Regions from separate parts of the Mus musculus genome. Here region 2 is linked to region 1. A link is a loop called in an ENCODE intact Hi-C map of the cell type or tissue named here. Cell type or tissue: left cerebral cortex. All regions are shown on one strand. Each heading gives the region's core, and the rest is flanking DNA. Links, peaks and the distances in the headings are about the cores only.

Region 1 (2,919 bases), core at 247-2,746:
CACAGTTCAACAACTAAGCATTAAAACGCCTATTTCAGCCAGGCGTGGTGGCGCACGCCTTTAATCCCAGCACTCGGGAGGCAGAGGCAGGCAGATTTCTGAGTTCGAGGCCAGCCTAGTCTACAGAGTGAGTTCCAGGACAGCCAGGGCTACACAGAGAAACCCTGTCTCGAAAAAAAAAATAAAACAAAAACAAAAAATTAACTCAAGAGGGCTGGAGAGATGGCTCAGCGGTTAAGAGCAGTGACTGCTCTTCCAGAGGTCCTGAGTTCAGTTCCCAGCAACCACATGGTGGCTCACAACCATCTGTAATGGGATCTGATGCTTTCTTCTGGTGTGTCTGAGACAGTGACAGTGTACTCACATATATGAAATAAGTAAGTAAATCTTTTTTAAAAAATTAACTCAAGAGAAACTAAACCCAACATAGATTCTAAACCATAAATATGACATCTAAAGCTAAAACTCCTCTCCTGGGGGCTGGGGAGATGGCTCAGTGGTTAAGAGCACTGACTGCTCTTCTGAAGGTCCTGAGTTCAAATCCCAGCAACCACATGGTGACTCACAACCATGCATAATGAGATCTGATGCCCTCTTCTAGGTGTCTGAAGACAGCTACAATGTACTTAGATATAATAATAAATCTTAGAAAAAAATTCCTCCTGGGGTAGATTATAGAATTAAAGGACAATGCATGGTGGCGCACGCCTTTAGTCTCAGCACTTGGGAGGCAGAGGCAGGTGGATTTCTGAGTTTGAGGCCAGCCTGGTCTACAAAGTGAGTTCCAGGAGAGCCAGGGCTATACAGAGAAACCCTGTCTCAAAGAAAAAAAAAAGAAAGAAAGAAAGAAAGAAAGAAAGAAAGAAAGAAAGAAAGAAAGAAAGAAAGAAAGAAGGAAAGAAGTCCCAGTTTGCTTTTGAGTATTGGTCTCCTTGATATCCTTTCCCCTTGCATTAACCTGTTTTACAAAAGCCAATATGAGAACCCTGAATATCAAGACCTGGCGTCATCTCACATTTGATCATCTCCATTGGCTTTAGAATCTTCCAGCAGACATGAGCCCGTCCTACCGTCTGCCTGGTGCCTTTTAAACATACGGATTGTTCTTAATCATCCTCACGGCTTGCCCACACGCCAGGCTGTTGCAGTGTGAGCACAAGCTTCAAATCTGATGTTCAGCTTTATCACAAATCCACACAGTGCAAAACCCTTTCCCGGCTTCATCCCTAGGCAGAGAGCAGCAAAGCCCCTGATCAGGCTCCCTGGCGTTCTTTGCTGTGCTCTGGTGTCCAGCCTTCACCTGACGTGACATAACCAAGCTTTTCTAGAATCTGGTATTACCCAGGACAAGGGGTGGTATCGGATGCACCTTAAGCCTGAATTTGTGTGTGTCTTTTCTGTGCCTCAGGTGAAGGCTTCCTTCATCTCATCCCCTGGACTTGGTTTTGCTGCTGCAGTAATGCAAAGGTACCACTAGGTGGAGGCAGAGCATCAGTGATTGTATCGCAAGCATGGTTCTGTAAACTCATTTCCAAATACAATCTTGACCATGTTACACTGTATGTAAAGTGAATGCATAATTAAAACTTATAGATGGAGTATCACATATGATCGATAAGGGTAACGTGTTTTTGTTAGACTCTAGATCTTTGCAATAGTTTTATCTAATAAATTCCATTTGAACATAGAGACAATTTCCTAAATACAGGACTGAAGATTTTAGACATAAAGACATTCTAAGCCACGCAGTGATGGCGCACGCCTTTAATTCTAGCACTTGGGAGGCAGATGCAGACGTATCTCTGAGTCTGAGGCCAGCCTGGCTCACAGAGTGTGTTCCAGGACAGCCAAGGCTGCACAGAGAAACCCTGTCTCTGGACAAATAAACAAAATATCTAGAAGTATACAGGGTATGGTATGCAGATATACAACGTATGATAACAATCTTAAAGGTAATTCTTTGAGTAAAACAATTTTTTTTTAAGATTTATTTATCTATCTTATGTATGCGGGTACATTGTCACTGTCTTCAGACACACCAGAAGAGGGCATCAGATCCCATTATATATGGTTGTGAATCACCATGTGGTTGCGGGAATTGAACTAGGGACCTCTGGAAGGGCAGTCAGTGCTCTTAACCACTGAGCCATCTCTCCAACCCAAGTAAAATGTTTTTTATTGTTTTGTTTATGTTTTTCCTAAGTACTATTTAAGGAAGACAACTGTTTTTGTTTGGTTTTAGGGTGTGTGTGTTTGTCTGTCTGTCTGTTTTGATGTAGGGTCTAGCTGTATGCAGCTCAGAAGGGCCTCAAACTTACCTCAGCTTGTCCCAGCCTCCCAAGAACAGGAAGCCTGTGTCTGAGTCCCAGGTCAGACTGTTATTACTAAATCAACGTGGCACTTGCTTTTCCTCTCATTCTTTTCCATTTGTGTGTGTGAGAGAGAGAGAGTTATATGTGCATACATGAAGTCATGGGGTGTGCACACGCATGTTCATATGGTCATGGGGGTGTGCACATGCATGTTCATATAGTTATGGGGTATGCACATGCATGTTCATATGGTCATGGGTGTGCACATGCTTGTTCATGTGGTCATGGGGGGTGCATGTGCTTGTTCATGTGGTCATGGGGTGTGTACATGCTTGTTCATGTGGTCATGGGGGGTGCATGTGCTTGTTCATGTGGCCATGGGGGGTGCACATGCTTGTTCATGTGGTCATGAGGTGTGCACATGCTTGTTCATGTGGTCATGGGGGGGGGTGCATGTGCTTGTTCATGTGGTCATGGGGTGTGTACATGCTTGTTCATGTGGTCATGGGGGGTGCACATACTTGTTCATGAGATCATGGGGGTGCACATGCATGTGAATGTATGAATGCTTGCGAAGACGCAGGTTGACATGGGAGACATCCCTAAT
Region 2 (2,919 bases), core at 155-2,654, 370 kb after region 1:
CTAAGTCTATGCTGTGCACAGCAGTCCCTTCCCCTGGCAGGCCAAGGGCTCTCAGCTCCATGCGTTTTCATTCCTGTCTCCTCTTCTGAAACGCTTTTTCTCTGCCATCTCTTGGCCATCTGGAGGAAATACTCATCCATGCCTCTTTTCTTGAGATGTAACTGGACAGGCCTATCTGTTCTAAGTCCAAACAGTAAGAACCCTAAGACCCACTTTATTATTAATAAACAGAAACCTTTTTTTTTTAACTACACTGTGCTAAAAGACAGTGATAGTGTCAATCCATTTATGAGAGATGGTAGTTGCCAATGTGTTCCTCCAGGTATTAGGGAAAGAAAAACGACTACCCAGGTGGAGAAAGCACCGAGCAAAACAAAACAACAAAAACTAAAGGCCACACAACAAATTTAAGAAAATGCAGTAATAAAAAGAGCTATGCAACTGGAAAACCACTAAAACACGAAGAGAGGGTAAAGAAATGTAGCCAACAAGAGATGGAGAGATGGCGGAGTAGTTAAGAACACTGGCTGCTCTTCCAGAGGACCCAGGTTCAATTCCTAGCACCCACACAGCAACTCACAATTGTTTCTAACTCCAGTTCTAGAGGATCCAGACATACAAACTATGCATAAAATAGTAAAAGTAAGTTTTTAAAGGTAACCACAGATTCTGAGCATCTAACATGTGTTAAGCACTCTTCAGAGCCCCCACCCCACCCCCTTCTTAATTTCACTTAACCTATCACGGATATCATGACAGAACTGCTGGCTGGAGACACTGCTCACTAGTGGAGCCCTCGCCTAGCAGCTGCCCAGAGCTTAATCTACAACCGAAAGCGGCTGGGTGTTAAGGAGTAAGTAGCATTAAAGAAGAAAAAGTACGCATTTAACCCAGGTGCGAAGCGCTCTGCTATGGTCAAGCTCACCTAAGTACAACAGAGAACTTAGCAAGGCTAAACAGGAGATTTCCTGAAATGATGCACTCGGAGGTGAAGAATGTCGCCGTCTGGGAAAACCAGGAACCCGGGCTGCGGGCAGGCAGGGAAACCCTGTACATGAGAACTGCAAGCTAGCCGGGATTTCAGGACAGGGTCCTGCATGCAGGGACCATGTATTTATTATTTAATCCTACTTTTATGCCACTTCCATCAAAATGTGGTCGACTTCCCGAACTTCCTCAACCTTAAAAAAAAGGGGGGGGGGGCAGTGCAGCCGAGAATGCAACAGTATGGTCCCTGAGGCACACTGCCAAATTGGATCTCAAGTTCATTATCAGTCAACCTGTGTCTTCACCTGACTTCACTATATACAATAACCCCTGAAAATCGTTTAAAACAGACTCTCTACATTTTAGAATCCAACCTGTTACGTACACTCACCGAAGGCGCCACTATACTTGGGCTGCCACTCGCTCCAATCCATCCCACGCCGCCTCCGCCCCCACGTCCGGCCGTAGGGCGCGCTCGGCTAACCCTGCCCCCTGGCAGCCTCCTCGGCTTCCGCCTCCGCTCGAGTGTGCCCTTCTCACCTCTCTGCCTTCGGTCGCAGCGCTTCTCCCACACAGCACCGAACTCGATCGCCACCGCAGGACCGCCTCACTGAGGCCGGCAAGCGAGCCTGGCCGCCGCGGCTGAATTTAAACTGCAGTTTCACTGAAGGAGCATGCGCGCACGCAGAAAACCCTCCACGTGGCCACGCCCCCGAGCCACTGCGCCTGCGCGCTGCCGCTCAACCGCGGGCCTTGTGCTTCAATATTGCCTGGATTAGAACTGTGTTTGAGCTTTGATCTAACCTTCCATATTAGTTTTTTTGTATTACCGGCTATTGGGGGTTGTTGTTGTTGTTTCCCCAGAAATATTGCGCTTTTTAAAAAATTGTATTTATTTAATGTATGAGTGCTCTGCTGCATATACATCCGCAATTGCCCGAAGAGGACATCAGATCTCCCTAAAGATGGCTGTGAGCCAGAATGTGCTTGCTGAGAATTGAACTCAGGACCTCTGGAAGCGCAGCCAGTGTTCTTAACCGATGAGCCATCTCACCAGCCCCCAAGATTCAAATAGATTTCTCAAAGAATGTTAAATGTAGAAAAGAGAAACTATCAAATATCAGATGTATACAAGCCACTAAGTACTAAGAGGGTTTTTGATGAGGTCATTCATCATGCATGTATTTATGTTTCCTCCTTACTATAGATATTGAATCTGTTTCACAATCATGACAAAGGTGTACTACTATGGTGATTGTTTTTAGAAACTGTTCCTGTAGTGTAACGCAGAATTAAAAAAAATTGACAGGCTCTGGGGAACAGTAAGTCCATTGAGATTTGGTTTTCTGTCACTAGTTACAAAAGCACACACAGCACGGGAGGTGTAGCAATTGGTCACTATAAACGTCTCTGTTTATTGCACTAGGGACACTGAACATGATCCATTTTCAGAGGCTGTGGCTAAAAATCCTAACCACACCCTCAAGCTTGGTGCCCTTCTCGCTCTTTTGCAGAGAGATGTAAGAAAGATTAGTTCTTTGCCCTTTAGTGTCCATTTTATAGGGAGCCTGGCAGTTGTGGGATTTAGTCCCCAGTGGGATCTGTGAGCCTTTGATTATTCTGTTGGTTCTGTTGTCATCTATACATATGCTTGAAAGGCTCAAGACAGAGCTTGCAGTAGAAGAGGGAGAAGGGCTATATGTGATTTCGCTTCTAGCTCCTTAACCCCAATTCCGGGCTCTGGGACTGAGTTACTGTTCCCTAAAGTTTGATTGTATCAAGTTTCAGAGTGGAGGGCTATGTCTGATTATCTCAGCGCTCTCTCTCTCTCTCTCTCTCTTCCCAAGACAGGGTTTCTCTGTGTAGCCCTGGCTGTCCTGGAACTCCCTCAGTAGACCAGGCTGGCCCCAAATGCAAAGATCCACCTGCCTC

What was found. Hi-C counts contacts between places; a loop is a spot of excess contacts. Peaks named below come from ENCODE experiments on the same cell type or tissue, not always from the same donor. Only the 100,000 strongest peaks of a DNase experiment are listed, where the experiment ranks them.
Region 2: a loop joins it to region 1, with 2.5 times the contacts of the local background. A loop is called at or near these places in 1 of 42 quality-filtered maps.

The regions. Positions count from the first base shown.
Region 1 is chr17:66,488,716-66,491,634 of GRCm38, reverse strand. No RefSeq gene overlaps it. Among named protein-coding and RNA genes, the nearest start is that of Gm41608, 16 kb to the left of the region's middle. In left cerebral cortex, for the core only: a CTCF peak has its summit at 1,464 (motif pointing right); DNase peaks (open chromatin) are centred at 1,152 and 1,438.
Region 2 is chr17:66,122,301-66,125,219 of GRCm38, reverse strand. Ddx11 (DEAD/H box helicase 11) reads right to left here and starts at 1,700. Exons shown (of 27, transcript NM_001348292.1): 1 at 1,528-1,700. In left cerebral cortex, for the core only: a CTCF peak has its summit at 1,591; a DNase peak (open chromatin) is centred at 1,658; H3K4me3 peaks cover 974 bases; H3K27ac peaks cover 500 bases.